Regions from separate parts of the Homo sapiens genome. Here all the other regions are linked to region 2. A link is a loop called in an ENCODE intact Hi-C map of the cell type or tissue named here. Cell type or tissue: chondrocyte. All regions are shown on one strand. Each heading gives the region's core, and the rest is flanking DNA. Links, peaks and the distances in the headings are about the cores only.

Region 1 (10,387 bases), core at 2,308-7,307, 180 kb after region 2:
TATAACTTGTAAAGCTTCCCACAACTGACAATATATATATGTGCATGTATTTAAACCAAATCTGGAAAACTTACAATACAGCTGCATAATGGTAGTATTTATTAAAGAATCACAATTGTAAACATGAGAATAACTTATGGATTCTAGTTTAGTTCTTTAGTAATTGCAAATTATATTTTTGCTGTTGTTATATTAGAATAATTTTTGAATGTCATCTTGAAATAGAAATATGTATTTTAAGCACTCATGCAAAGGTAAATGAACACTGTTTAAATGTGTGCTTTGCTTATTTTTTCTGTAACAATCGTAAACATTAAACTGAACAAATTACCTACAGTAGTTTTGATTAATGACCTAAGAGCAAGCTGGTTTGGCCAGACAGTGTACCCAAACTTTTATATACCATCGAATGTTATTACACTTGTGAAATTCTCCTGTCTAACCTGAATTTACATTCCATGGTGGTTACATGGTATATGTATTATTATTAAAGTAAGTGAGCCATGTCAAAAAAAAAACAAAAAAACAAATTGACCTCTTCAAGACCAGCCTGGGCAACATGGTGAAACCCCATCTCTCCAAAAAAAAAAAAAAAACCCTCCAAAACAAAACAGAATAAAACCCCAAAAAACCAAATTAGCCGGGTGTGGTGGCATGTGCGTGTAATCCCAGCTACTTGTGAGGCTGAGGTGGGAGAATCGATTGAGCCCAGGAGGTCAAAGCTATAATAAGCCATGATCATGGCAACACTGTGCTCCAGAGCTGTGACAGAGTGAGACCCTGTGAAAGAAGGAAAGAAAGAGAGAAAGAGAAAGGAGAGAGAGAAAGAAATTAATTGACTTCAACTCACTTACTGAGCCTTTACCATATGCCTAGGACTGCTAACTGTTGCGTATGCAAAGATGAGTGGGCACTCTTGGACTTAGTGTTCATTAACTGCTATTTGGATTTGCTATTTGCCTCTTGGGGAGAGGTGATACTTAGGTTGGTGCTTTAGCGGCAGGGATGGAAGAAGGCGGTACTTGCACGGGAACCTGAAGGATGGGCAGCAGTTAGGCATTTGAAAATGGAGGCAAAGCAGCTAGCACAGCATGACCATAGGGCGATTTCTGAGACTGTCAGGTATGTGTTTTGAGGTAATTGCAGACTTCCTGAAGTGGGTTAAGGTGGGGTAAGTTGCTGCCAAACTGAGGTTGGTTGCTTTGAGGAATTTACTGAGAAACTGAAAAATGCTTCATTTTCAGGATAGGGAGATAGCCTGTGTTGGCAGGATTGCTTTCCTTCCATTTAGCTATTTTGTGGCCATAAGGTATTTTTTCTGCATATATTTTAAAGAAGTTTTTATTTTGAAATAATTTGTTATTAAAAATGTTGTTAAAAAATGGTACAAAGAATATACCTTTAACCAAATTCCCCAATTGCTAGCAATTTACCATATTTACTTTATTATTCTACTCTTTAAAGTACTTTTTCTAGATGGGATGCGGTGGCTCATGCCTGTAATTCCAGCACTTTGGGAGGCTGACGCGGGCAGATCACTTGAGGTCAGGAGTTCGAGACCAGCCTGGCCAACATAGTGAAACCCTTTCTCTACAAAAATAAAAAAATTAGTCAGGCGTGATGGCACATGCTTGTAGTCCTAGCTACTCGAGAGGCTGAGGCAGGAGAATCTCTTGAGCTCGGGAGGCGGAGATTGCAGTGAGCCAAGATTGTGCCACTGTACTCCAGCCTAAATGACAGAGCGAGACTCTGTCTCAAAGAAAACAAAAATTAAAAATTTTTTTTTAGAAAGTACTTTTTCTGAATTGTTTAAAAATAAGTTCCAGACCTTTATCTCTAAATACCTTTTTTTTTTTTTTTTTTTTTTCTGAGACGGAGTTTCTCGCTCTTGTCACCCAGGCTGGAGTGTAGTGGTGCGATTTCTGCTCACTGCAACCTTCGCCTCCTGGGTTTAAGAGATTCTCCTGCCTCAGCCTCCTGAGTAGCTTGGATTACAGGCACGTGCTACCATGCCCGACTAATTTTTGTATTTTTAGTAGAGGCTGGGTTTCACCATGTTGGCCAGGCTAGTCTTGAACTCCTGACCTCAGGTGATCCACCCACCTTGGCCTCACAAAGTGCTGGGATTATAGGCGTGAGCCACCGCACCCGGCCTCCCTAAGTACTTTTTAGAAAATCCCATATTTAATTAGCTGGGCATGGTGGTGTGCGCCTGTAATCCCAGCTACTTGGGAGGCTGAGGTGGGCGAATTGCTTGAACCCAGGAGGTGGAGGTTGCAGTGAGCTGAGATAGCACCACTGCACTCCAGCCTGGGCGACAGAGCAAGACTCTGTCTAAAAAAAAAAAAAAAAAGAAAAAGAAAAAAATATTCCATATTTCCTAAAGACAAGGACATTCTTCTACATTACCACAGTATAATTTTCAAAATCAGGACCTTCTTCAGACTTTATCAGTTTTTGCCTTTCACCCCATTTATGGCAGTCATCTTGTTTTTATTCTATATGCTTTTTTTGGGCAATTGAAAAAATATTCATAAATTTGAAAAGAACTCCAGAAATATACAAGGATAATTCAACTAACATTCTTGTCTCCCATAGTCCCATGGCCCACTACTGTTAGTATTTGGTCATGAGGGCCTCAGGGCCATACACTGGCCTGCAGGGCCCAGCTTCTTCTGGCCACCTGTTGCCTCACCTTCCTATTGATTCTGCTGCAGCCACATGGCCTCCTTGCTATCCTGCAGGCATAACTTACGGATTCTAGTTGAGTTCTTTAGTAATTGCAAACTATATTTTTGCTGCTGTTATATTAGAATAATTTTTAAATGTCATCTTGAAATAGAAATATTTATTTTAAGCACTCATGCAAAGGTAAATGAACACTTTTTAAATGTGTTCATTGCTTATTTTTTCCATAAGAATTGTAAACATTAAACTGAACAAATTACCCATAATGGTTTTGATTAATGACTTAAGAGCAAGCTGGTTTGGCCAGACAGTGTACCCAAACTTTTATATACCATAGAATGTTATTACACTTGTGAAATTCTCTTGTCTAACCTGAATTTACATTCCATGGTGGTTACATGGTATATGTATTGTTACACTCCTACCTCTGGGCCTTGTTCAAGCACACTTTTATTGAGTACTTTTTATCCCCAGCCAGAGCAAGTAGATCCATTGGGAACATATCAGTAATGTGATGGGTAATATTTATTTATGTATTCATTCATTTATTTGTTTGAGAAGGGTTTTGCTCTGTCATCCAGGCTGGAGTGTAATGGCATGATCATAGCTCACTGCAGCCTCAACCTCCTGGGCTTAAGCCATCTTTCCACCTCAGCCTGCTGAGTAGCTAGGACTACAGACATGTGGCACCAAGCCTGGCTAATTTTTAAATTTTTTGTGGAGACAGGGTCTAGATATATTGACCATGCTAGTCTTGAACTCTGGGCCTCCGCCTTGGCCTCCCAAAGTGGTGGGATTGGAGGTGTGAGTCACTATGCCCAGCCCTATCTTCTTTCACAATTACATATAATTAGGCCAGGCACAGTGGCTCAAGTCTGTAATCCCAGCACTTTTGGAGGCCAAGGCAGGCAGATCACCTGAGGTCAGGAGTTGGAGACCAGCCTGGACAACATGGCAAAACCCTGTTTCTACTAAAAATACAAAAGTTTAGCCAGGTGCGGTGGTGTGTGCCTGTAGTCCCAGCTACTCAGGAGGCTGAGAGAGGAGAATTGCTTGAGCGTGGGAGGCGGAGGTTGCAGTGAGCCAAGATCACGTTATTGCACTCCAGCCTGGGTGACAGAACGACACTCTGTCTCAAAAAAAAAAAAAAAAGAAAAAAGAAAAAGAATATAATTAGCTAGGCATTGTGGCACACGCCTGTAGTCCCAGCTACTCGGGAGGCTGACATGGGAGGATCTCTCTAAGCCCAGGCATTCGGTGTTGCAGTGAGCTATGATCCTACCACTGCACTCCAGCCTTGACAACAGAGTGAGACCCTGTCTCTGGAAAAACAAAAACAAAAACAATTACGTATAATTTATTTCATTGTATGGATGTTCCATAATTTATTTACCTAGCCCCTGCTGAAAGATATTTAAGTTCTTTCTAACTTTTCCCTATTAATTCTCCCTGTTTTACAGACAAAGAGCCTAATATTTGGCATGAAGGAGTGAGTTAGCTAGAGTGGCACACTTCCTAATGGTCAGTATTGTAGAGGTTGGTAAAATTAAATTAAATTTTTGTTTGAGACAGGGTCTCACTCTGTCATCCAGGCTGGAATGCAGTGGCGCTGTCACGGCTCACTGCAGTGTTGACTTCCAGAGCTTCAGTGATCCTCCCCACTGTTCAGCCTCCTAAATCATTGGGACCACAGGCACTCGCCGTCACTCCTGGCTAATTTTTGTATTTTTTGTAGAGACAGGGTTTTGCCATTTTGCCCAGGCTGGTCTCAAACTCCTGAGCTCAACCGATCCACTTGCCTCGGCTTCCCAAAGTGCTGGAATTACAGGTGTGAGCCAGTGTGTCTGGCCCAGAGTCTGTAACTGTTGTTTTCCTGCTGAGTGCCTAATTCCATCTGATAAGATGCTGGGTGCTATATAAATCAAGTGAAATGAACAGAGTCCCTGCCTTTAGGGGCATTGCACAGTATGTGATGCAAACTTCTGCTCTCGGGGCACTCATTAAAGCAGTGTGTACACTCAGAGTAAGAGGCTTAGTAGGGTGGCTAGATTTGGAGGGTGGTGTGTGGTACAAGTGATGTCAGTACTCCAGGACTGGGTGGTGCCTTTTGAATTCTTTGAGTTGTGGAAAATGTCTTGATCTGGAAACTGAATGGTGTTTCTGGTGTTTCTTTGGAAACATAGGTTTAGTGGTGTGAGTACAGGACGATCCAGAAAGATTGCTGGGGGAAAGGGAGGTTGTTGAGAACTCATTCACCAGGAATGTATTAACGTAAGTAAGCGGAAATAGGGCGGGACCATGACCATCTTCAGAAGCATCCAGCCAGGTCCCTGGAAGCTGGGATGCTGCGTTAGTCACTGTTTAGTGTTGCTTTCCTGAGTCGGTGCCATAGTCTTGCGTTTTTAAACCGAGATGGAGTCACAATCTGAGAAATTGGTGTGAAGGAGGCTCATGGGCAGCAGGAGGAGGAGGAGCTGGGAGGGCAACACATCTAGTCTAGGGCTAGCTGTTCCAACCTAACTCTGGCATTTGGGGCAGCTCTGCCACCTTGTGGAATGAGTGCTCAGTGATTTCTGTGGGGGCTGAGTGCAGAGATCTGCATTCCAGGGGCTAGCCTTGAAATGTTCACCAGGACTATATGTCGGTGTGGTTCCTTTCCTTCCACTTGAGTATTTGTGGCTTCAAAGTATTTTTCCTACGTATGTAGATGCATATTTTTTCCTGAATATATTTTTAGGAAGTTTTTATTTTGAAATAATTTAGACTTATACATCTATGTAGCATGGGTTAAAAGAATGACAAAAAATAATTTCAGATTTATAAAAAAGTTGCAAAAATAGCAAAAAGATTTCCCTTATACCTTTCCCTATGTTGGAAAATATAGATTCCCCAATTGCTAGCAATTTACCATGTTAGCTTTATTATTCTCTCCCAGATTTTATTTTATTTCATTTTTTGAGATGGATTCTCACTCTTTCGCCCAAGCTGGAGTGCAGTGATGAGATCTTGGCTCACTGCAACCTCCACCTCCTGGGTTCAAGCAATTCTCCTGTCTCTGCCTCCCGAGTAGCTGGAATTACAGGCACACGCCACCACGCCTGGCTAATTTTTTTTGTACTTTTAGTAGAGATGGAGTTTCACCATGTTGGTCAAGCTGGTCTCGAACTCCTGACCTCAAGTGATCTACCCACCTTGGCCTCCCAAAGTACTGGGATTACAGGCATGAGCCACCATGCCCAGCCCTCTCCCAGATTTTTTAATGTAGTTTTTGAATTGTTTGAAAATAAATTGCAGACCTTTAGCCCTGAATATTTCAGTGTGTATTTCCTGAAAACAAGGACATCCTCTTTCATTCCCACAATATAATCAAAATCAACACCTTTTAAAAACTTTGCCATTTGTTCTAATAATGTTCTTTGTGGAAAAAATGGGGGTAAATTTTTTTTATTTCTGGTCAAGATCCAATCCAGATACACACGTTGAATTCAGCTGTCATATTTCTTTTGTCTTCTTTAATCTGAAACAGACCTTCAGTCTTCTACTTTTTTTACTGGAGTGGGGGACAGGGGAATAAGCTTTTTTTTTTTTTTTTTTTTTTTTTTTTTTTTTACTTTTTAAAAATGAGATCTTCAGTTTTTGTCTTTTATGACCTTGACATTACATTTCTGAATATGATATCCCTCAATTTGGGTTTTTCTGATGTATCCTCATAATTTGATTTGGGTTATTCACTTTCCACAGAAATACCACGTAAGTGATGTTGTGACCTTTTCAGGTGCATTCTATCAGGAAGCACATGAAAACCTGTTTGTCCCATTTACTGGTGACATTAACTTTTATCACTTACCTAAGGTAGTATCTACCAGCTTTTTCTACTATAAAGCTGTTATTACCCCCTTTATAATGAATACATTTCTTGTGAGAGAAACATTGAGACTATGTAAATATCTTATTTCCTCATCAAACTTTCACCCATTATTTTAGCATCTACTGGTATTTCTTGCCTGAAACAATTTTTACTGTGATGGCTGCCAAATGGTGATATCTAACTTTCATCATTCTTTCAACATGTATTAGTTTATATTCTGCCTTAGGGGGGTTTAATCTCACTTCTTTCCTTCCTTTCCTTGTTTGTTTATCTGCATGGGCTCATGGATTCTTATGTCGTTCTATGGGTTATAATCTGTTTCTATCATTATTTATTTTAATGCCAAAAAATTATAATCTTGAGATTATGTCAGTAAATACTTTTTTTTTTTTTTTTTGAGACAGAGTCTCACTCTGTTGCCCAGGCTGGAGTGCACTGATGAGATCTCAGCTCACTGCAACCTCCGCCTCCTGGGTTCAAGTGATTCTCCTGCCTCAGCCTCCCAAATAGCTGGGATTACAGGTGCCCACCACCATGCCCAGCTTTTTTTTTGTAGCTTTAGTAGAGACTGGTCCAGGCTGGTCTTGAACTCTTGACCTCAAGTGATCCGCCTGCCTCACCCTCCCAAAGTGTTGGGATTACAGGTGTGAGCCACTGTGCCTGGCCTTCGCTAATCTTTGATTGCTTTTTGATGCTTCAAGCTGAAAAAATTATTCCTTCATAGACATGAAAAATATTTTATTCATTATATTATGTGAAATATATATCAAAAAGGTATCAAACTGCTGGGCCACATGGCGTGATTGCCGACAAGAATAGCAACTGTGTTGGGCCTTGGTCCTGAGGGAACACATGACAATGAGAAGTGGCTCTTTTCCCCTGGCTGGAGAAGTGACAAATAACAGGATCCAGGAGCAGATGTTAAGTGCTGATGATGAGGTAGAGCAGATAGTCATTTGTGGCAGGAATTGATGGCATGTGGTCCCTGAGAGCCAGGGCCATCTGGATGTCTTTCTGTTTGTGGAGTGAGCTGGGTCTGGATGGAAGTGAAGACTTGGCTGAGCCAGGGAGGAATGGCAGGAAGAGGGCACAGGCCAAGCAGGGGTGTGAACTGCGAGAGCATGAAGCAGTTGCTGGAGCAGGAGCTGAGGCCTCCTTATGGATGAATGGGAGGTGCGTTTGGAAGCAAGATGCCACTATTGGAGTGACGTGGGCCTTGAATGCCAGACTGAGCATTGCCAGCCAGACGGAATATCACCATCATCATAATCTAATCATAGTCATCCAGTTGTGAGGTCATCTGATACTGGCAATGGGTACACAAAATATTAAATAGGATATTTATTTCTAAGCCAAATTTCAGAAAACAATTTACAAACTTTTTTTAAAGTATAAACATAGTGTATGCTTACTATAAAAGGAAAAGTATAAAACATTACTCAAGTATATATAGAAAATGAGTGGGCTGCTGATCCCCCTCTATATTATCTATTGCTGTGTGACAGTATTACCACAAATACAGTAGCTGAAACAACACATTTGTTTTCTCACAGTTTCTGTGGGTGAGGAGTTCAAGCATAGCTTGGTCCTCTGCAAGCTTACAATCCAAGGGTTGGCTCAGGCTGTATTCTCATCTGAGCACTCTACTGGGGAGGGTTTCAGGCTTACCTGATGGTTGGCGGCATTCAGTCCTTCTAGACTGTCAGACTGAGGGCCTTGGTTTTTGCTGGTGCACTCAGTTCCTTGCTTCATATAGAGTAGCTCACAATGTAGCAGCTTGTTTCACTAAGACAGCAAGGAAGAGTGTTTCCTAGTAAGACAGACACTGTAGTCTTACCTAATACAATCATGAAAGTGACATACTGTCTCCTTCGCCATATTCTGTTAGAGACAGGTTACAGCTTTGCCCAGTGGCAGTATCCTAGCCAATGAGGTTTATCTGAGGCATGATTATTAAAATAATTGAAAATTTTCCCAATACACCAAAGTGACAACTTACAACATAGGTTGGCAATGGCAATTTTTGACATGTCTACAAAGACTGAATTAAAAAAAAAAAAAAAAAAAAGAAGAAGTTACAGGTTCTGCCCACACTCAAGAGGAAGAGATTATATCAGGGCGTGAATACCAGGAGGCAGGGATTATTAGGAAACATTTTAGGGTTTAACTCCACACCCTCCCCCGAAAATAGATAAAGAAAACACTGCTTAGGGTTACCTTTTTTTTTTTTTTTTTTCTGAGACAGAGTTTCGCTCTTGTTGCCCAGGCTGGAGTGCAATGGTGCGATCTCGGCCCACCGCAACCTCCGCCTCCCTGGTTCAAGCAATTCTCCTGCTTCAGCCTCCTGAGTAGCTGGGATTATAGGCTTGCACCACCATGCCCGGCTAATTTTGTATTTTTTAGTAGAAATGGGGTTTCTCCATGTTGGTCAGGCTGGTCTCCAACTCCCGACCTCAGGTGACCCACCCACCTTGACCTCTCAAAGTGTTGGGATTACAGGTGTGAGCCACCACGCCTGGCCTAGGGTAACCATTATTAAAAGCAAAATTTGTGGACCATTTTTCTCTGCACATACCAAAGTATAGTAGTAATTTAGGAACAACAAGAGCAAAGGGTGACTGTTGAGATTTTGAGCCTGGATGCCCAGGAGAGAGCTCTGTGCTTTTTCTTGATTCCTCCTAACAATAATTTGTTAAACAGGAGGGAGAGGACAGAGCAGGTAAATGATAATATCAGTAACTACTTGGAAATAGTGATTTTCATACTGCTTTTAAAAGAGGAATAAACTGGTTTCAGTAGATGACCTTATCCCAAGAGTAATTGAGTTCCCCCTCACTTTTGAACCAGCAACTTTAAGATTTAATTTACAATATTTTCTTCTGGGCATGGTGGCTCATGCCTGTAATCCCAGCACTCTGGGAGGCTGAGGCAGGAAGATCACTTGAGCCAAGGAGTTGGAGATCAGCCTTGGGCAACATAGGGAGACCCTCATCTCTTTTTTTTTTTTTTTTAATTAATAATTTACATGTCTTCTGCCCTCTGTCTCTGAGTAACTGCTCTCATGTTGACAAGAACCATATTAGTATGCTAAGGGTGGATGATGTCACTTAGTGGTGTCACCAGCTGCTGCCATGTATGTTCTAAATGAACTGTCCTCCCATAGGGGAATACATACCTGTGTGTGAGACTGGGATTTATGTAGACTTTGGCCCAGCAGGCCCATTTGACAACCAGTGGCCCTCTTAGTTTCTTTTTTTTTTTTTTTTTTTTTTTTTGAAATGGAGTCTCGCTGTGTCACCTAGGCTGGAGTGCACTGGCACAATCTTGGCTTACTGCACCCTCTGCCTCTGGGCTCAAGCGATTCTCCTGCCTCAGCCTCCTGAGTAGCTGGGATTATAGGTGCACACCACCACGCTCAGCTAACTTTTGTATTTTTAGTAGAGACGGGGTTTTGTCATGTTAGCCAGGCTAGTCTCGAACTCCTGACTTTGTGATTCGCCCACCTTGTCCTCCCAACGTGCTGAGATTATAGGCGTGAGCCACCGTGCCTGGTGCTATACATAATTTTCTATTTTGCTCGTAATATTTTGGGTTTTATTTTTTATTTTTATTTTTATTTTGAGACAGAGTCTCACTCTGTCACCCAGGCTGGAGTGCAGTGGCACAATCTCAGCTCACTGCAACCTCCACCTCCTGGGTTCGAGCAATTTTTGTGCCTCAGCCTCCCGAGTAGCTGGGACAATAGGCACGCACCACCACGCCCGGATAAATTTTTGGATTTTTAGTAGAGATAGAGTTTCACCATGTTGGCCAGGCTGGTCTTCAACTCCT
Region 2 (10,054 bases), core at 5,055-10,054:
AGGGAGGGTCACCTAAGGTCGGGAGTTCAAGACCAGCCTGACCAACATGGAAAAACTCCGTCTCTACTAAAAAAAATACAAAAATTAGCCAGGCGTGGTAGTACATGCCTGTAATCCCAGATACTCTGGAGGCTGAGGCAGGAGAATCGCTTGAACCCAGGAGTTGGAGGCTGCAGTGAGCCGAGGTCACGCCATTGCACTTCAGCCTGGGCAACAAGAGCAAAACTCTGTCTCAAAAAATAAATAAATAAATAAAAATAAAAATACAAAAATTAGCGAGGTGTGGTGGCACGCACCTGTAATCCCGGCTACTCAGGAGGATGAGGCAGGAGAATCGCTTGAACCTGGGAGGCAGAGGTTGCAGTGAGCCGAGATCATGCCCCTACACTCTAGCCTGGGCGACAGGGTGAGACTCCATCTCAAAATAAATAAATAAATTAATTAATTAAAAAAAAAAAAGGGGGCTGGATGTGGTGGTGGCTAATGCCTATAATCCCACCACTTTGGGAGACTAAGGCAGGAGGATCGCTTGAGCTCAGGAGTTCAAGACCAGCCTGAGCAACATCATCTATACTAAAAAAAAAAAAAAAAAAAAAAAAAAAAAAATTAGCCTGGCGTGGTGGTACACATCTGTAGTCCCAGCTACTCAGGAGGATCACCTGAGCCAAGGAGGTCAAGGCTGCAGTGAGCTGAGATCTGGCTACTGCACTCCAGCCTAGGTGAGATCAAGACTCTGTCTCAAAAAACAGAAAAAAGAAAAAAAAATGGGCCAGGAGCAGTGGTTCACACCTGTAATCCCAGCACTTTGGGAGACTGAGGCAGGTGGATCACCTGAGGTCAGAAGTTTGAGACCAGCCTAGTCAACATGGCGAAACCCCGTCTCTACTAAAAATACAAAAATTAGCTGGGTGTGGTAGCAGGCTCCTGTAATCCCAGCTACTCAGGAAGATGAGGCAGGAGAATCGCTTGAACCCTGGAGGCAGAAGTTGTAGTAAGCCAAGATTACGGCACTGCACTCCAGCCTGGGTGACACAGCAAGACTCCCCCTTGGGAAAAAAAAAAAGAATTAACAGTATCAACTTTGCAGAACAGGATCAGGGACTGGGGTCCTTGGGGAAGGAGAGGAAGATTTACACTTCATTTTATTTTATTTTTGTTTATTTATTTTTTGAGACGGTCTCATTCTGTCACCCAGGCTGGAGTGCAGTGGTGTGGTCTCGGCCCACTGCAACCTCTGCCTCCCGAGTTCAAGCAATTCTCTTGTCTCAGCCTCCCGAGTAGCTGGGACTACAGCCACCACACCCAGCTAATTTTTTGTATTTTTTAGTAGAGATGGTGTTTCACCATTTTGCCCAGGATGGTCTCGAACTCCTGAGCTCAGACAACCTGCCTGCCTCGGCCTCCCAATGTGCTAAGATCACAGGCTTGACCCACTGCACCCGGCCTACACTTCATTTTAAATCTTTCCATTGGTTTTAAAAAAACACACCATATGTGACAGAATTATTTTTCAAAAATTAAAAACTTGGAAAGAAAATGTGCATCTCTCCCCAGAGCTTATAAAAGACTATTACCTTTAACAGCAGAATAAAAAGCCAGGTGCAGTGGCTCAAGCCAGTAATCCCAGAACTTTGGGAGGCAAAGGCAGGAGGATCACATGAGCCCAGGAGTTCAAGACCAGCCTGGGCAACATAATGAGAGCCGCATCTCTACAAAAATTAAAATAACAGGCCGGGCGCGGTGGTTCACACCTGTAAAACCAGCACTTCGGTTGGCCAAGGCAGGCGGATCACAAGGTCAGGAGATCGAGACCATCTTGGCTAACATGGTGAAACCCCATCTCTACTAAAAATAGAAAAATTAGCCAGGCGTGGTGGTGGGAGCCTGTAGTCCTACCTACTCAGGAGGCTGAGGCAGGAGAATGGCGTGAACCCAGGAGGCAGAGCTTGCAGTGAGCTGAGATCACGCCACTGCACTCCAGCCTGGGCGACAGAGCCAGGCTCCATCTCAAAAAAAAATAAATAAATAAATTAAAATAACAAAATTAGACAGGCGTGCTAGTACACGCCTGTAAGCCTAGCTACTTGGGAGGCTAAGATGAGAGGATTGCTTGAGTCCAGGAGTTCAAGGCTCCAGTGAGCTGTGATTGTGCAACTGCACCCCAGCCTAGGTGACAGAATGAGACCATGTCTTTTTTTTTTTTTTTTTTGAGACAGAGTTTCGCCCTTGTTGCTACAGTGCAATGGCGCAATCTCGGCCCACTGCAACTGCAACCTCTGCCTCCTGGGTTCAACTGATTCTCCTGCCTCAGCCTTCCAAGTAGCTAGGACTACAGGGGTGTGCCACCACACCCAGGTAGTTTTTGCATTTTTAGTAGAGACGGGGTTTTACCATGTTGGTCAGGCTGGTCTCGAACTCCTGATCTCAGATGATCTGCCGGTCTCAGCCTCCCAAAGTGCTGGGATTACAGGTGTAAGCCACTGGGCCCGGCTGAGACCCTGTCTTATAAAAAATAAACACATAAATAAAATAAAAGCAGAATATTAAACCATATAGGACAAAATTATAACTATGTAAAAATGGTCTGTTCATGAGGACAAAGAACATAAATGAGAAACATTTATAATTGATTTATACTCTATTTTATCCTAAAAAGTATTTACATCAGTAAGTAAAAATGGTTGTGGGGCACTTTGGGAGGCCGAGGAGGGCGGATCACGAGGTCAGGAGATCGAGACCATTCTGGCTAACACAGTGAAACCCTGTCTCTACTAAAAATACAAAAAATTAGCCGGGTGTGGTGGAGGGCGCCTGTAGTCCCAGCTACTCAGGAGGCTGAGGCAGGAGAATGGCGTGAACCCAGGAGGCGGAGCTTGCAGTGAGTCAAGATCGTGCCACTGCACTCCAGCCTGGATGACAGAGTGAGACTCAGTCTAAAAAAAAAAAAAGAAAAAATGGTTGTGGGATGGTGATGATAGTTCAAAATGTTACAGTTGTTTATAAAAATTTCATTTAAATGACATTTCACCACCCACCCACCTTATTTTATCTCAGTTACCCATGATGTAGATTTCTTTAACAATTTATAGATTATTTTACTCTACCAATCATGGAGATTAAAAGAAACATCATCACAGGTACTCTTAGCGATCCTTGACCTGTTGGTTTGGAATCTGTGGAGACTTCCAAAGAAAATATTTTCGAAGTTTTGAAAATGCTCTCCATTTCAGAAACCATCTCCACCTTTGGAGGAACCTTCACCCCGACTCTCTGGTCTCTGCAGTCCCAAGGAAGGATGCCTTCCTGTTAACATGATCAGGCAGAGTGCTGATGACCCTGAAGCCCGTCCTAGGCCTCCTATATTCAGGCCAAGGTCAAAGAAACCAACACTGGCAGCACAGTTCAAAGACAAAGATGAGAGCAAGTGGAGCCAGAGTTCAAAGTACAGCAAGCCACAATTTCTCAGAGCCTTGGCATTTACTCACATAATCCTGGCAACCAGGCCCAGTGAAATCTGACTATGTTCTATGAAACACCAACGTGACTACTAAAAGTACCTTTTCCTTGCATTAGCACCAAAGATCTTCTATGTACCCAGGACAAAATGACTGATCCCAGAATGGGTGACCATGTGAATGCCTGCAGAGGGCACCACAAAGACAAGCACTTCAAAATGGAGATATCTAAAGAAACAGGAGGAACTTGTTGCAAATAGATCTGATCAGAAAGAAAAAGGAAGGCTGAGAGGAGGACAGCCCTGAAATCACATATATAACTTGTTGTTACTAGATAAAAAGAATGGAGAAAGGCCGGGTACGGTGGCTCACACCTGTAATCCCAGCACTTTGGGAGGTCGAGATGGGAGGATCATCAGGTCAAGAGATTGAGATCATCCTGGCCAATATGGTGAAACCCCATCTCTACTAAAAATATAAAAATTAGTTGGGCATGGTGGCGGGCACCTGTACTCCCAGCTACTCTGGAGGCTGAGGCAGGAGAATCACTTGAACCTGGGAGGTGGAGTTTGCAGTGAGCTGAGATTGCGCCACTGCACTCCAGCCTGGCGACAGAGTGAGACTATGTATCAAAAAAAAAAAGAAGAATGGAGAAAAGGTTCAATCACCATTATCCACTCTCTGAAGTAACTGCCAGACAAAAAAAAAACAAGTGGTTAATGGCCTGAGGGCCACCTCCTTTGCTATCCAACTGCCTCACTCAACTCAGACCAACAGCAGCAAAGACTTAAGAAAGAGTAGACTGCAAAGGGTTAAAGGAAGCAACAAATCAGAAAGACTGCAAGCCTTCTCTTCACAATGGGGTGGGGATGGATGGCTGCGAAATACATATACGAGTCCAAATGATGGAGGGACACTATCTCCTAGGTCAGGAAAGCCCACATACACCCTCTGGTTCCCTTCTCTTACCTTAATTGCTATGTTGTTGGATTCAGTAGCACCACTAGTAAAAATGATCTCACGAGGATCAGCTCCAATCAGAGATGCTACTTGCTGCAAGCCAAGAAACAGAGATATATAACATCAGTTCCCCAGGCAGAAATAGAGCTGCAGACACAGGTGGGACAGCCCTGGAGCAAGAAGAGCTCCACTGCATTCCACCAAATTGCCCTGGATGAAGGTCTGCACCTACAAGAATCAGATTCTAGTTATATCCCAGATCCCAGGCTCTTTTCCAGCCCAATGCAAAATAATAACTTTTTTTTTTTAATGAACTATTGGCCAGGTGTGGTGGGTCACTCCTGTAACCCCAGCACTTTGGGAGGCCGAGGTGGAAAGATCACCTGAGGTCAGGAGTTCGAGACCAACCTGGCCAACATGGTGAAACTCCATTTCTACTAAGAATACAAAAATATTAGGCCGGGCATGGTGGCTCAAGCCTGTAATCCCAGCACTTTGGGAGGCTGAGGCAGGTGGATCACCTGAGGTCGGGAATTCAAGACCAGCCTGACCAACATGGAGAAACCCCGTCTCTACTAAAAATACAAATTTACCCGGGTGTGGTGGCGCATGCCTGTAATCCCAGCTACTTGGGAGGCTGAGGTAGGAGAACTGCTTGAACCCGGGAGGCAGAGGTTGCAGTGAGCCGAGATCGTGCCACTGCACTGCAGCCTGGGTAACAAGAGCAAAACTCTGTCTCAAATAATAGTAAATAAATAAATAAATAAAAATACAAAAATATTAGCTAGGCATGGTGGCGTGTGCCTGTAATCCCAATTACTTGGGAGGCTGAGGCAGCAGAATCACTTGAACCCGGGAGGCAGAGGTTGCAGTGAGCCAAGATCGTGCGCCACTGCACTCCAGTCTGGGCAACAAATGTGAAAACTCCATCTCATAAAAAAAAAAAAAAAGAACTATTGAGCTCTTACTATTTATAGTACTTCTTACTTACAGATGTTGTGGTAATAAACACTTTATCAGCATTGTCTTATTTAATCCACCCAGTAACCCTACAGAGTAGAAACTACCACAATCTCTGTTTTAAATGAGGAAAATAAGGCTCAAAGAAATTAGATAACTTGCCCAAGTCATTTAGCCAGGAAATATGGGAACCAATCAAATGCCTGCAGTCAAACTCCAAGGCTGCTCTTTGAATCTCTTCCAGAAAGAATCCAAAACCATTTCTACCTCCATGCACACCTACCAAGAAAGAAATGCCTCCCACAGGCCACTGCCCCTCTTTGACCTTAGAACCTCCTAGACTCCTGTGTACTAACCTGACGAGCACGTTCCATGGCTGCCTCACTCTCCCAGCCATAAGCATGTGTCCGGGAGTGTGGGTTCCCATAGTAGTTGATTAGGTAAGGGAGCATGGCATCAAGCACCCGGGGGTCCTGAACACAACAGAACAGATCATTTTCCTTGAGCGCATCGTCAATTCAGGTCCCACTCCACCCCTCAGACCTGGCCACCCTGCCTTAAGACACTCTCAACCCCTCAGGCACTGCCTAGAGGAGGCCTCAAACATTCTTTTGTTCCCACAAAACTACCCACCAAATATCAACCTAATACACTCCCACTCACAACCCATCCCAACTCGGATTGTTCTGCCTCCCCTCAGGTAGTCTACAAACACTGCCTTGTTCCGACATCTGTTTCTGCTGGTGTTTCCATTCCTGCCAGGTAATGTGATCTATAAGGGGCTGGGACAGGACAGGGCCTAGGCAAACACCCCTGGTCACACATTGGTGAAAACTTGCATTAGTCTTTTAACCCGTTTAATACTTGTCCAAGTTCACACAGTTACTAAGTGGCCGTTCTGCTCATTCCAGAGCCCATGCTTTTAACTAATACTATAGAGCCTGCGCTGAAGTGATCTGACCAAGGTCAATTGCTAGTGAGTAGTAAAGCCAATGCCAGTGGCCTCGAATTTAAGCCTCCCGACTCCTCGCTCAGTGCTTTTTCCAGCACACCTTCACGGCTCTCACTTCTCCAGGGATTCAGCCATTTCTTTGCGTGATCACGCCCATCATTTACTTCCTATAAGCAGCCTTGGGAAAAGCTTCATCCTTACCAGAGGAGTTGTAGCTTGCACATCCATATAGAGAGGTCGCAGCACTGGCCCCACCTCCGGGGCAGCGGCTGTATCTGCGGGAACCGCAGACTGAGGAGCACGGTCTCCAACTGATAAAAAATGGAACGGAGTAGCCAAGTAAGACCGAAGGCAACTATGAACGCATGGCATCCAAAGGGCAGAAGGAAAAATCTGGCTGGAGGTGAGATAAGTGTAAGGGATGCTAGGGTCGAATCTCAATGGAAAGAAAACAACACCAGATACCTGACACGCTGTAAAAGGAGGTAAGGGAGAGGGAGAGAGGGTTCCTGGAGGGGGTGTTGAGTTGATATTCAAATGGTATCGTAGGAAGGAAGGCTCTAAAGGGCAAAGACGTTTAGAAGGAACGTGGAGCCAGAGTAGGTGCAGTCCCTTCTGACCGAAGGTAACGGTCTGCACGGGAGCCCGGAGCAGCATCTGTAACTTGGCCAGGAGCGGTCTGAAGGACGCGCCTCCACGGCTCTGGGGGCCTGTCGCGCAGGGTGCGAGGGGTGGTGCGCCGGGGTCAACCGTTCGGGGACCCGCCTAAGAAAGTTTGAGGGATGTGTCATTTGAGAGAAGGGTCAGAGGGTCTGGGCAGCAGGGTGGACAGGAAGGCTCCGGAATATTCAGTTGCGTCGCCGCGCGGAGGGGACAGGTCCGCGCCTCCCGGAGAGCGGGACCCGAGCGTACCGCGCAGGCGCAGCCCCCGAGTGGGCGCCGCGGGCTTCGGCCCTGGAGCCGCTGTCACCGCCACTGCCGCCCGCCTCCAAGCGGCTCGGAGCAGCATGGTCCCGCTGGCAGAGCCCACCTTCCGAAGCCGCTGCAGTCCTGGGCCCCAGGCTCCCGGAAGTGCTGCCCGGCGCTCCGGAAGCGATTCATCGGGCCGCGAGCGCCCTCCCCGTCGTTTTCCGTGAGAGACGTAGAGCTGAGCGACCCAGCCCGCGAGCGAGGTGAGGTAGGCGCCGGGCGACGCGGGGCCGGAACGCGAAGAGGGTGGTGGAGTCGGGCTACCCACTGATTTTCCTTCCCTTACTTCCCCTGAGCCCTTGGGCCCACTTCCCAGCCTACCGCTTCCGTCCCCGCCCGACTCTTGGGCCAGCGCCTGGGCCCACACTTTCCTATCCCCCGCAGATGCCGGTGGCCGTGGGTCCCTACGGACAGTCCCAGCCAAGCTGCTTCGACCGTGTCAAAATGGGCTTCGTGATGGGTTGCGCCGTGGGCATGGCGGCCGGGGCGCTCTTCGGCACCTTTTCCTGTCTCAGGTGAGGGGCGCGGGCGGTGATCTCTGGGCAGGACAACCAGACCTTCCGGCCCTGCCCCATTCGGCCTGGAGCCTGAACACAGCCTCCTTCTTTCGACTTCCCTCTCTGTCCCCTCGCGAGCCAGACTCATTCCAAACCACCTTCAATCTGTAAAGTCAGGTTGGAAGCGTCAGTGCTTAAGAATTTGAGCTTTAGAGTCAAAATGCTTTCTGGCCCTTTTCTTACTGGTTCGGTGACTTTAGGCAAGTTGGAGACTGGGTTTCCTTAAGTGTAGAATGAAGACAGTAGCATCTAACTTATAGAGTTGTAAAAATTCGATCAGCACACTTTGCACAGCATCTGGCACATATTAAGTGCTCAGTAACTAGTTACTACTGTTGCTTTTATTTTTTTTTCCAATTGCGCATAAGGAAAGAAACTCGTTCAGCGGTTTTACTATTCTGGATACAGGATACAGAGATAAAGCAGTTAAACTTTACACTCTAAAGGTCATTTTCACATTTAGAGGCTGTTATTGCCATATCCCTAGATTGTAAATTATCATTTACAGAGCACTTACTCTATGTTAAGCACTGTGCTAAATACTGTAGTTTTCAAAATCCTGTAAATAATGTTGAGATGCCCATTTTACACTTGACACTATGTGTAAATTGTAGAGCTGACTCTTGAACCCCCACCTTACTCCAAAATCATTAACACCAAGAAACTAAAAGACAGATGTCTTTATTGGGTCTTAAACTGCAGGCAACACCAGTCAAAAAAGCTGGTTTCTCTATGTATTTTACACTGCATCTGCTGCCTCCCACAAACTGAAGGCAGTTAATACGACATCCACCAGAAAAATACCCTGGAGACCCAGATGGATCTTTTTCCTTCTCATTACCCACCCCAGGTAGTAAGATATAATATCCAGTAAGTGGAAAATCAGATGTAGGGGTTGCTAGACTAGTGTTAGCAAAAAATTGGAAAGGAGCAGTTAATACTCTTTCTGATATTTTTGTTACCAAATAGCTCCATCTTGGTTTCCTCCTCAGGATCGGAATGCGGGGTCGAGAGCTGATGGGCGGCATTGGGAAAACCATGATGCAGAGTGGCGGCACCTTTGGCACATTCATGGCCATTGGGATGGGCATCCGATGCTAACCATGGTTGCCAACTACATCTGTCCCTTCCCATCAATCCCAGCCCATGTACTAATAAAAGAAAGTCTTTGAGTAGTCAGTGTCCCTCTCTTAAAGGAATATTCTTCTCTCAGCCTATTATCCAGCTTTGCCAAGGATCTTCTGCACTAAAGAGATGGACTAACGTAATGACTAGGGTTAGTATCTCTTTCACAAGGCCTGCCTCTCTTAATCCAAAATTGGAAAACTTGGGAGTGTCTAGTATTTTCCATAGATACTATTCAACTAATTACTCAGTACAACTCTGTGCTTGTTACTACGGTCACCATTTTAAAGGAGAAAAACTACTTCAAAAAATGGATTTATAAGCCGAAATTTCCTCAAGGTCACACATTGCATTATTTCCAAAGCAATGTTCATCCTGAGGTTGGTTGTTTCCTTGGTCGCCCAGGTTGGAGTGCAGTGGCACGATCTCGGCTTACCGCAACTTCTGCCTCCTGTGTTCAAGCGTTTCTCCTGCCTCAGCCTCCCGAGTAGCTGTGATAACAGGCACGTGCCACCATGCCTAGCTAAATTTTGTATTGTTAGGCTGGGCGCGGTGGCTTATGCCTGTAATCCCAGCACTTTGGGAGGCAAAGGCTGGTGGATCACAAGGTCAGGAGATGGAGACCATCTTGGGTAACACGGTGACACCCCGTCTCTACTAAAAATACAAAAACTTAAGCCGGGTGTGTTGACACGCGCCTGTATTCCCAGCTACTCGGGAGGCTGAGGCAGGAGAATCGCTTGAACCCAGAAGGTGGAGGTTGCAGTGAGCTGAGATCGAGCCATTGCACTCCAGCCTGGGCGACAGAGCGAGACTCTGTCTCAAAACAAAAAAAATTTGTATTCTTAGTAGAGACGGGGTTTCACTGTGTTGGCCAGGCTGGTCTCAAACTCTTGACCTCATGATCCACCCGCCTCCGCCTCCCAGTGTTCACATATACAGGCATAAGGCACCACGTCCAGCCCGAGGTTGTTATTTAGATATACCTAGTGGCTTTATCAGAAAAAGCAAAACAGTTCATCCACTGTAAAAAAAAATAGAAACTTCTGTAGCTTCTCAACTGGCTAAATTCCAGA
Region 3 (10,387 bases), core at 4,482-9,481, 260 kb after region 2:
CCGCTGGCCAGGCTTCCGCAGCTCAAGCATTGTATCAAGCAGCTGCTGATGGACCTGGGCAAGGTGCAGCAGATCGCCCTCTGCTGCTCAACATGAAACTGGGCACCCAAAACTCATGGGGGCACAATCCTGGGGCACCTGCAGGAGGAGCTTCGCATATTTAAATAAATAAACCTAGCATGCTGAATGCACGTGACACCGACTGACTTCAGGGATCTGGGCCAGGAGTGTGGTGGACATTGGACAAAGAGGCCATTTTGGCTGCGGGAGGACACTCTGATCTCGAAGCCTGCCATAAAGGTAGCAAATAGACTCTTGGGATTCCCCTCTTCTGTGCACATCGTTGAATGAAGAGAGTCTTTTTGCACAAACTTCACTTGAAATTGTGCCACTGATGATAAACGGAATGAGAGCCAAAAAAGTTTAGTTGGAGACAGTTGTAAATTCAATTTGGAGTTTATTTAATTGACTTTTCTATCACGTTGGGGCACATGCCAACTCCCTGGTTTCTTCCTGGCATGGTGTTTGGGCAGCAGGCATCATTTTCCTTTTCTAGCTTCATAGGAATATTGTGAGCTCACCATGCTGTGGAGGTTGGGAAAGAGCAGAGTCTTGGCTGCCCTGCTTTCTCCTTAGGACTCTTCACTTTTCTCACCACATCTCTTGCATGACTTCATGGTACTGGGGACAAGTTTGTATGCCTTCACCCCAGAGCTGGCTGGGTTATGGCTTTTGTAGCAGAGCCCATACAGCCTATGGAAGAACTAGAATCTCACTCACAGTAATAAGAATCTAGGAGGAATTCCAAACCGAAGCAGGCAGGGTCTGGAACCCAAAGGACAGCATTTTCTACCCACTTCTTAATATTGACAGCTTCCCCGTTCTATTTAATGTCCAAAAATGTTTCCCAAAATTTCAAACTCTTTCACTGTAAAGATTTGTTACAAAGAATGTGGTTTGGGGAATTACCTTATTTTATATTGTTGTAAACAAACTTCAAATTCTACATGTGCGACTTTTCTCCTTCCTGAAGGGTGTTTAGTAGTCAGCGTTTTCAGAATTGTTTTGTTACTATACTTTAACATTTTACATTTCCTGTTTGTATTATTTTGTGAGAGCAAGGTGATCATGCTGCTTAAGGTCCAGGTACAACCTATTTGTACCTTTTGAGACAATATTTGTGTTACTTTTGCAGGTTACGGTTCCACATGTAATTGCTATATTTTGTTTTGTTTTTCCTTACTAGGCAAAGTTAAAATGTTCCATGCTTTGAGGAGTGACCCATTTCACTACTTTGTTTTCTTATCACTAAAGGCAAAAATCAAAGCACAGTTGTCCATTAACACTTATAAGTTAATTATGGGTTTATGAGTCTGTAATGTTATATGCTGCAAACATTTACTATGTAAACGTGAAGTAGCCAATAATATCTCAATAGTAGTAACAGTATCTTTAGCGACCTTTGGAATAGTTAAGCACAGGTCATTGTGGACATGAATTCAGGCCTCTGTACTAAAATCTATTTCAGGGAATGTTCTGTCTAGTGATTTGCTCACCATTTGATATATAATGAATTATAGGACAAGTATAAGCTGATCTGCTATAGCTGTCCATCAGAGAGAATACACGTGGCTATAACATCTATAACAAAACGACGATTCCTCTACAAGAGGCTGTTTCTCACTGCTAACGTTGGTGTTTCTGGCGTGGGAAGAAATGCACAGGCGTGCATGGCATGCACGTTCAGACAGCTGCATTGTAAGAGTTCTGTCATGCAGTCTGAAAAGGGAAGAAACAGGATGGCTTTCTGTAGCCACACCTGTGAGGCGTGATGATTGTTGTATTATTAGATTACTGATTTTTCTTTTCTGAAAATACATTTGAGTTTTAATCACATCTGTGGAAGCTGTAACTTTTAAGGTAGTCAATTTCATGTCTTGTTCAACGATGTAAGCAGAAACTGAATTGCCCTAATTTTGCCAACTGGCCATTATTGGGATTATTGTTTAAATTTTTGGTAAAGGAAGTAATCTCCTTTCATTCATTGTGACTTTTGTTCTTAGGGAAGCAGAGAAGACTCCCCAAGTTCTTATAACCTCATTGTGCTTCCCTAATTTAAAGCCATGTTGAGGGGCTCCATTCCCAATTCCTGGGTCAAGGTGAATTAACCCTATGTTGGAGCACTGGAAACCGTTATTTGCAAACATTGCTGTTACCATTTAGAAATATGTGCACTATCAGCTGGGTGCAGTGGCTCACGTCTGTAATCCCAGCACTTTGGGAGGCCGAGGCAGGTGGATCACCTGAGGTCAGGAGTTCGAGACCAGCCTGGCCAACAGGGTGAAACCCCGTCTCTACTAAAAGTACAAAAATTAGCTGGGCGTGGTGGCGGACGCCTGTAATCTCAGCTACTTGGGAGGCTGAAGCAGGAGAGGTGCTGGAACCTGGGAGGCGGAGGTTGAAGTGAGCCGAGATTGCGCTATTGCACTCCAGCTCGGGCGACAACTGCAAGACTCCATCTCAAAAAAATAAAAATAAAAGAAAAGAAAGAAATATGTGCACTACCTAAGTTTTGTCTTTAGAAAAACTATCCACCTATAAAAAATTACCTTGACAAAAATAGTTCCGGTTTGACTAATCATTTTGTTTCTTTAAGTGGTAAGTGTATGCAAGGTGGATCCTTGATGAGCCAACATTGCACTGTGGATACATATCTATGTTTACGCGCTATTAGAACAGAAGGCGCTGTATATAGAAATGTTGCTTTGAAGCAATATTTGCAAAACACGCAGACTTCTGTATCTGTATTTGGAAAAAATAAAACAGGTTCTTGTTGCTATGTTTCAGTTACGTATTGTTGAGTTACAGTCATGCATCATATAACGTTTCTGTCAACCATGGACCCCATATACAGGGTGGTCCCATAAGATTATAATGGAGCTGAAAAATTCCCATCACCTAGTGATGTCCTGATGGTCCTACTGCATAGGCCTAGGCTAATGCGTGGATTTGTCTTAGTGTTTAACAAAAATCTAAAAAGTAAAATATATATAAAAAATTTAAACTAGAAAAAAACTCATAGAATAAGGATATAAAGAAAATATATTTGTATAGTTGTACCATGTGTGTAAACACAAAGTGTTATTACAGAAGTCAAAGTTAAAATTTAAAAGCTTACAAAGTATAAAAGTTGGTCAGGCAAGGTGCCTCAGATCTGTAATCCTAGCACTTAGGGAGGCTGAGGATGGAGACCCTGTCTCTAAATAAAAGGCTGGGTGCCGTCGCTCACGCTTGTAACCCCAGCACTTTGGGAGGCCAAGGCGGCCAGATCACCTGGGGTCAGGAGTTCAAGACCAGCCTGGCAAACATGGCAAAACCCCATCTCTACTAAGAATACAAAAATTAGCATGGTGGCGCATGCCTGTAGTCCCAGCTACTTGGGAGGCTGAGGCAGGAGAATTGCTTGAACCCAGGAGGAGGAGGTTGCAGTGAGTCGAGATCGTACCACTGCACTCTAGCCTGGGCAACAGAGTGAAACTGTCTCAACAAAACAAAAAACAAAAACAAAAAGTTATGGTGAACTAAGGCTAATTTATTATTGTAGAAAGAAAATTAAAAAAAATAAGTTTAGTAGTTCGTGACCAGCCTGGGCAACATGGTGAAACCCCATCTCTACAAAAATTAGCCAGGCATGGTGGCATGCACCTGTATTCCTAGCTACTTGGGAGGCTGAGGCAGGAGGATCACCTAGGCCTGGGAGCCAGAAGTTGCAGTGAACCTAGATTGTGCCACTGTACTCCAGCCTGGGCAACAAAGTGAGATCCTCTCTCAAACAAAAAAAAATTAGTCTATGTGTTCAGTGTTTATATAAATTCTGGAGTAGCGTACAGTAACGTCCTACATCTTCACATTCACTCACCACTTACCCAGCCAGAACAATGTCCAGTCCCGCAAACTCTTATTTTTTACTTTTATATATATATATATATATGTGTGTGTGTGTGTATATGTATATATGCATATATATATGTGTATGTGTATATATGCATGTGTGTATATATACATATATAAATATATATAAATGTTTTTTTTTTTTTTTGAGATGGAGCCTCACCGTGTTGCCTAGGCTGGTGTGCAATGGCGCGATCTCAGCTCACTGCAACCTTCGCCTCCCAGGTTCAAACAATTCTCCTCCCTCAGCCTCCTGAGTAGCTAGGATTACAGTTGCCCGCAACCAAGCCCAGATAATTTTTGTATTTTGAGTAGAGATGGGGTTTCACCATGATGGTCAGGCTAGTCTCAAACTCCTGACTTCGTGATCCGCTCACCTCGGCCTCCCAAAGTGCTGGGATTACAGGTGTGAGCCACCGCACCCGGCCTATTCTATATTTTTACTTAACCATTTCTATGTATAGATACACAAATACTTACCATTGTTACTGCCTATAGTATTCAGTACAGTAACATGCTGTACAGGCTTGTAGCCTACGAGCAGTAGGCTCTATCACAAAGCCTAGGTGTGTGTAGGCTATACCATCTAGTTTGCATAAGTGCACTCTATGAGGCTCACACAATAAAACTGCCTAAGGGCTCATTTTCAGAACGCATCCCCATTAAGAGATGCATGACTGTATAAAGTTCTTCACCATTCTTTTTTTTTTGAGACGGAGTTTCGCTCTTGTTGCCCAGGCTGGAGTGCAATGGCGCGATCACTGCTCGCTGCAACCTCCGCCTCCTGGTTTCAAGCGATTCTCCTGCCTCAGCCTCCCGAATAGCTGGGATTACAGGCGTGCGCCACCAAGCCCGGCTAATTTTGTATTTTTAGTAGAAAGACAGTTTCACCATGTTGGTCAGGCTGGTCTCAAACTCCTGACCTTAAGTGATCCGCCCGCCTTGGCTTCCCAAAGTACTGAGATTACAGCCATGTGCCACTACACCCAGATAATTTTCTATTTTTAGTAGAGATGGGGGTTTCACTATGTTGGTCAAGCTGGTCTCGAACTCCTGATCTCAAGTGATCCACCGCCTCTGCCTCCCACAGTGCTGGGATTACAGGCGTGAGCCACTGTGCTTGTCCTTCTTCACCTATTCTAATCTTCTTTAAACATTACCTTTTAAAGAAGGCTGTTCTTACCTTCTAAACAACTATCTTTTTCCAGGGAGGCAGGTGCAAACTCTGCCAAGAAATCCCAAGAATGCAAAAATACTTCTCAATTTGTCTGTCTTTAATATTCAAAAGCAAATTGCCCCTCACCAACTTCCAGCCCAGTCTCACTCATGCTTTGTGGTGTGAACTGCAGGCTGATTTTGATTGTTGAGAGCAGTGCAAGGAAGACAAGTCTGGCCTTCCTTATATTAACAAATGGCACTCACTGCAATAGGACCTATCTGGGACCAATCCAAGCTGTCCATGGACCCTAACTAGCTCCTTCCTGGTTGGGCAGAAGCCTCTGGAAACAGAGTAGGTTTAAGATTTCAGAACAGGTCCTCATTATTTGCCAAATTCTTTCTTCCCTTTGTAAACGATTATGCTAGTTTAAACACCAAAAGGGAGCCAGCCGGAGAGACATTAAAATGAGTAGCTTCAGTAATGTAAATAATCCATTACTTCAACTAGTTCTGCTTTATTCCTACCACAGGCCTAAAATTTGGCAAGGAAGTTGAGCAAGCCTGGCGGCATAAGCCAGAGCTCACAAGAACTAGCCTATCTCTGTGAAGGTGTGCAGTAAACACTTCACATTAAAATGGCCCAGTAACTTGGACATTTTGGGAAGCCTGTACCCAAAGGGCAGGTGCAAGTTGGTGCCCATATTGGTATAGAGGTAGCCAGTTAAGTGAGCATTTAATAGAGCCAGCTATTTTGCGTGTAAGAAACCCAAGTGGGTCCTTGGGAGCCCAGGTGAAAAACTTCCCATGTGTGGTAGAGGGATAACCTAGGTTCAGTCAACATCTAAAGATCCCACTATAGCCAACGAAGGCCTTATTGTTACGGACTCCCAACTTCGTTTCGCCACCAGCCAGAAAGGCGGTAGGAAACAGGCTTGGTAAAATAAACCCAATAAGAACGAATGAAAGAGACACACCAGACCACAGGCGCTGCCAAAACTCATTTTTCATTAACACGGGGTGGGGTCCCAGGCTCAGGCCCCCGGGCCCGATCATGGCCCCAGTCCGCACAGAGCGCCCGGCCCTGGCCGCCCGCAGCTCCACCGCTCAGCCAGTGATGCGCACATCCGTGCGGCGGCGGATCCGCCGGGCCCGAGCCGCCTCGGGCAGGATGGCGAGCAGCTGCTCTTGCACCAGCATCTCCACGATCTGCTCCTTGGTGCGGATGTCAGGCCGCAGCCACTGGCGGGACAGCTCCCGCAGCTGCCGGAAAGCCTCCCGGGGACCCGCCGCATCCTGGTAGCGGAACTGCCGGAAACGCTGGCGGAACGTCTCGGGACCGAGTCTAGAGCCGGCGGGGCCTGGTGTGGAGCGCGCTTCAGCTTCGGCCTGAGGCGCTACGCTCACGGGTGCGGGCCCGAGAGGCAGCTCCAGGGCCGCGGAGGCCGCAGCTCGGGGCGTAGGGATGGCTTCAGGGACCGCGGCGTTGGGACTGGAAGGCTCAGGGGCAGGCGGTGAGGCCTCTGGCAGCGAGGAGCCCACACAGTTACGCTCAGGGGCTGAGCTCGAACCGGCTCCTTCCAGTTTCTCCGGTGGCACCGCCGCGGGACTCCCAGTGGCCGCCAAGATCGGCTCCGTAGCCGCCATAACTCCAGCTCCGGGCGTCACTCTTTGTCCGGTAGCTGTGTGCTCAGCACTGCGTCTGCGCGGGGGTGGGGTGAGCAGGGAGACGTTTCCGGTTAAAGGGCAGAGCTCGCGTCACCCTTGAGGGAGTCGGACTCGGGACCGGCCGAGAGTGTGCGGAGCTTACCTGCACCAGCGAAGCGCCTGCGGCAGCCGGAAGCGAAAGTCTCTGGCTTCTCTGCGTCCAGGTCGGCGCGCGAGCACCCGGAAGCCGCTTGCGGGCTCCCGGAAGCGGCGCCCTCTAGCGTTCTCGAGTCGCATGAGGCGGCTGCTGCCCTCGCGGTGCGGGAGGGCGAGCTGCGCGTGGCCTGGGCTCCTTCCGAATGGTGGCGCCTCTGAGCGCCAGTTCGAGGAGGAGTCGGAGGAGGAGCCTGAATGTTTGGAGATAGACTTCAAGTCCCGGACCTTATCCGTGCGCCGCTTCGGTTTGCAGGTGACCTTTGCGTGCGGGCGCCCCTTCTGATTGACCCTGATGAGCTGTAGCTCTGATGGCCCCTCCTTCGGGAATGATTAGGGTGACGGCTGGCCGGGGCTCGTTCGAGTGGCGCCCGGCCGGTGGTGACCCGAACAGGAGAGCGGGACGGCGACCATTCTCTCGGGAGGGGCCCATCTGGAGAAAGTCCTCTCGCTTGGTCAAACTAGGAGGGCGATAGCACCGGCCTTACTGCGACGATGACAAAGTACAACACACCGTCTGGCGCGAAGGAGATGCTCGAGAACCCTTTGCTGTTGTTATTTTTCGCGTGTCCTCCGAAACCAAGGGAAATGCGGCTCTGTGGGTTCTGTTAACGTCAGCATTTAATAAGTGAACTCTAAATGCATTGCCCCTTATGGTGGCCGCTGGCCTCCTGAGTTGACTCAGCTCTTGCAACGTAGCTAGTTGATAACCCTCGAAATATAGCGAATTGAGATGTGCTATATTGTAAAATACGGGACTTAGTACGAAAAAACTGATGTAAAAATTATCTCAATACTTTTTAATACTGATTACATGTTGGAATATAATGTTTTGCATATATTGGGTCAAATAAAAATGTTATTAATTTCACCTGTGTTTTTACTTTTTAAATGCAGCTTCTAAAAACATTTAAATTGCATGTGCAGTTTACATTATATTTCTGTTGAGCAGCCTTGGGTTAGAGTGTTGGAGTGAGGCTACCTTGGTGGAATCCCCTTTGACGATACCCAGCTCAGAGTTGTTAGGAGGATTAAATAAATTAAGCCGTTGGAGAGAAAGGGCTTTTAAGAAGTTTGCTCTTGTTTTTATTAGGTAAACTGCTTGCTATCTCTGAGCTACTGTTTTCTTATCAGTAAAATGTGGATGTAATAGAACTTACCTCTCAGAGGTAATTGAGAATTCAGTGAGATGATGTAGGTAAAAGCACGTGGCCCTGACAGCCCTCGGCCAGGTGGTTTTCTGTTTGGTAGCTGACTCACAAATAGTTTTGTTTTTGTTTTTGTTTTTGTTTTGAGACTGAGTCCTCCGCCTACCGGGTTCAAGCGATTCTCCTCCCTCCGCCTCCCGAGTAGCTGGGATTACAGGCGCCCACCACCACACCCGGCTAATATTTTATATTTTTGGTACAGATGGAGTTTCACCGTGTTGGCCAGACTGGTCTCGAACTCTTGACCTCAGGTGATCCACTCTCCTCAGCCTCCCAAAGTGCTGGCATTACAGGCGTGAGCCACCGTGCCGGGCCACAAATAGGTTTTATATCCTCATTTTACAGAAGGGGAAACTGAGGCCCTCAAAGGACAGGGGCCTCATATGAAAGGTTTTCTATGACCTTGCAGTCCTTTTGAGCCCGTGCAGGATGGAGGAGCAGGTTTAACAACCATTAACATGCCATTAGCCCTGATATAAAACTTACCCCTACCATAGGATGTTTCCTTTGGATGGGTAGAAGTGGACCCTCATGAAATCATTTCCATAGCCTGAAAACCTTGAAAGTCGTTGCAGTGGGCCTTTAATGTTTTTTAGTTGCTGACATGTAAAAATTGGGAGATTTCACATGCAAATCTGGATTTCTAATTTTTCTTGAAAAAACGGAAGAGCTGGCCACACTGGACCCAAATTCCTGCTGGTCAACAATCAGCTGACACTGAGTAGAGACGACTTCCTTTAGACAAGATACTCTGTCCCATTTGGTCTCAATCTCAACCATTCCCTATGGTTCTCTGAAATAGAATGTTGTTTGCATTTACTGTTGCTCTCAGGTTGTTGCTTTATTTAGAGTTGATATTTTTCTCTCTTTTCTTTTTAGAGGTGAGAAAGCAGGGTCTTAGTGTTTGTTATGCCTACTGGCTTCAAACCTTGACTTCTGTCTGGCCCCTCAGTAGTTGGGTTTGCTGCCCAGAGTGACCAACAGTGCTATTCCCTGTGTGGTAACAGGTACTCAGTTTCTAGGCCTAAGGGAGCACACTAACCCTTCTGTGGAGGCAAGAGGTGATAGAAGTCTTCACTGGGGAGGAGACTTCAAGCTGAGACTCAAGAACAAAATGGGTGGGGCTCAGGGACATTCCAGGTAGAAGGTACTGCCTGTACAAAGGCACATAGTGAGTAGGAGCAAAACTGTGGAAACTGCAGGCTATATGGGAAAGTGGTTGGGATCTGGAGAAGGGGTGAGAGATGAGGTTGGAACACTGGTGGGGGTTAAATCATAAATGTCCTAGAATTCCATGTTTAAAATTTAGTTATTATCTTCTTGTGAAAGGGAATGAACTTTTGTGGCACCTGGAATCATGAGATGTTATGTTAGATCTCTAGTCTATTTCTTCCATCCCTATTGAAATCGTGAATTATTAGAGATAGGAGGAGGGACCTGAGAGATCTATTAGAATCATTGAATGTCAGACTGGAAGGGCCCTTAGAAATGGAATTTAAAAATCCAGCCCTTTGTGGGCCGGTAAGCCTGCTTTAAAGTGATTCAGCAGTAAAAAAATAATGTGGAGGGAATAAATGAAACAAGATTGGCTCAGTAGTTGGCCGGGCGCGGTGGCTCATGCCTGTAATCCCAGCACTTTGGGAGGCATAGGCAGGCGGATCACCTGAGCTCAGGAGTTCAAGACCAGCCTGGGCAACATGATGAAACCCTGTCTCTACTAAAAATACAAAAAATTAGCTGGGCTCGGTGGCTCATGCCTGTAATCTCAGCACTTTAGAAGGCTTGAAAGATTGGCAGTATGTACACTCTACTTTGGTATATGCTTGAAAATGTCCATGATAAAAGTTAAAACATTCAGATTCCCAGAATCTGAAAAAAAACATATAATGCCTCTTCTTCGAAAAGGGATGCAGTTATCTACTTTCATGTAATTTACATATATCCTTGAACCCTCCCAGAAGTCCCAGATTAAGCTTAAAATATACATTTATATTTCATTCTTTTGAATTTTGCAGATTGAGAAACCAAGATGTCAGAAGATGAAGGATTGGTCCAAAATAAGAAAGCTAGTAAGTGGTTTCATGAGGACAGAAATCTTTTGACTTTTAGTCCAAACTCTTATCTTATTAGGCCTCTTTATCCCTAGATTGGGAGTTCACTTGGGAAGGGATCATAACTCATTCATCTCATATCACTTAGCTTCCAACACAAGG

What was found. A loop is a pair of places that touch in the nucleus more often than their neighbours do. Peaks named below come from ENCODE experiments on the same cell type or tissue, not always from the same donor. Only the 100,000 strongest peaks of a DNase experiment are listed, where the experiment ranks them.
Region 1: it touches region 2 in a loop (6-fold over the local background); 32 of 110 quality-filtered maps call a loop at or near these places.
Region 3: a loop joins it to region 2, with 6 times the contacts of the local background. A loop is called at or near these places in 4 of 110 quality-filtered maps.

Annotation. Positions count from the first base shown.
Region 1 is chr20:35,879,204-35,889,590 of GRCh38, forward strand. All of the region lies in intron 9 of PHF20 (PHD finger protein 20), which reads left to right. It also overlaps the pseudogene RNU4-40P. Among named protein-coding and RNA genes, the nearest start is that of SCAND1, 70 kb to the right of the region's middle. In chondrocyte, for the core only: CTCF peaks have their summits at 5,239 (motif pointing left) and 5,465; no DNase peak of the experiment used is centred there.
Region 2 is chr20:35,691,953-35,702,006 of GRCh38, forward strand. It overlaps NFS1 (NFS1 cysteine desulfurase), which reads right to left and starts at 7,400. Exons shown (of 13, transcript NM_021100.5): 1 at 7,240-7,400; 2 at 6,529-6,638; 3 at 5,732-5,848; 4 at 4,425-4,508. The coding sequence starts at 7,336. It overlaps ROMO1 (reactive oxygen species modulator 1), which reads left to right and starts at 7,453. Exons shown (of 3, transcript NM_080748.3): 1 at 7,453-7,504; 2 at 7,681-7,811; 3 at 8,846-9,028. The coding sequence starts at 7,681. The coding sequence ends at 8,954. RBM39 (RNA binding motif protein 39) reads right to left here. Exons shown (of 17, transcript NM_184234.3): 17 at 9,395-10,054. RefSeq lists enhancers at 6,967-7,626, 7,627-8,286, 7,858-8,077 and a silencer at 7,178-7,367. In chondrocyte, for the core only: CTCF peaks have their summits at 7,371 and 7,573; DNase peaks (open chromatin) are centred at 7,389 and 7,759.
Region 3 is chr20:35,947,532-35,957,918 of GRCh38, forward strand. It overlaps SCAND1 (SCAN domain containing 1), which reads right to left and starts at 6,971. Exons shown (of 2, transcript NM_033630.3): 1 at 6,917-6,971; 2 at 6,093-6,808. The coding sequence starts at 6,753. The coding sequence ends at 6,214. PHF20 (PHD finger protein 20) reads left to right here. Exons shown (of 18, transcript NM_016436.5): 18 at 1-2,839. The coding sequence ends at 96. It also overlaps a transcript of CNBD2 not described here. RefSeq lists enhancers at 6,489-6,568, 6,689-6,948, 7,029-7,228, 7,329-7,538. In chondrocyte, for the core only: CTCF peaks have their summits at 7,047 (motif pointing left) and 7,246; DNase peaks (open chromatin) are centred at 6,510 and 6,930.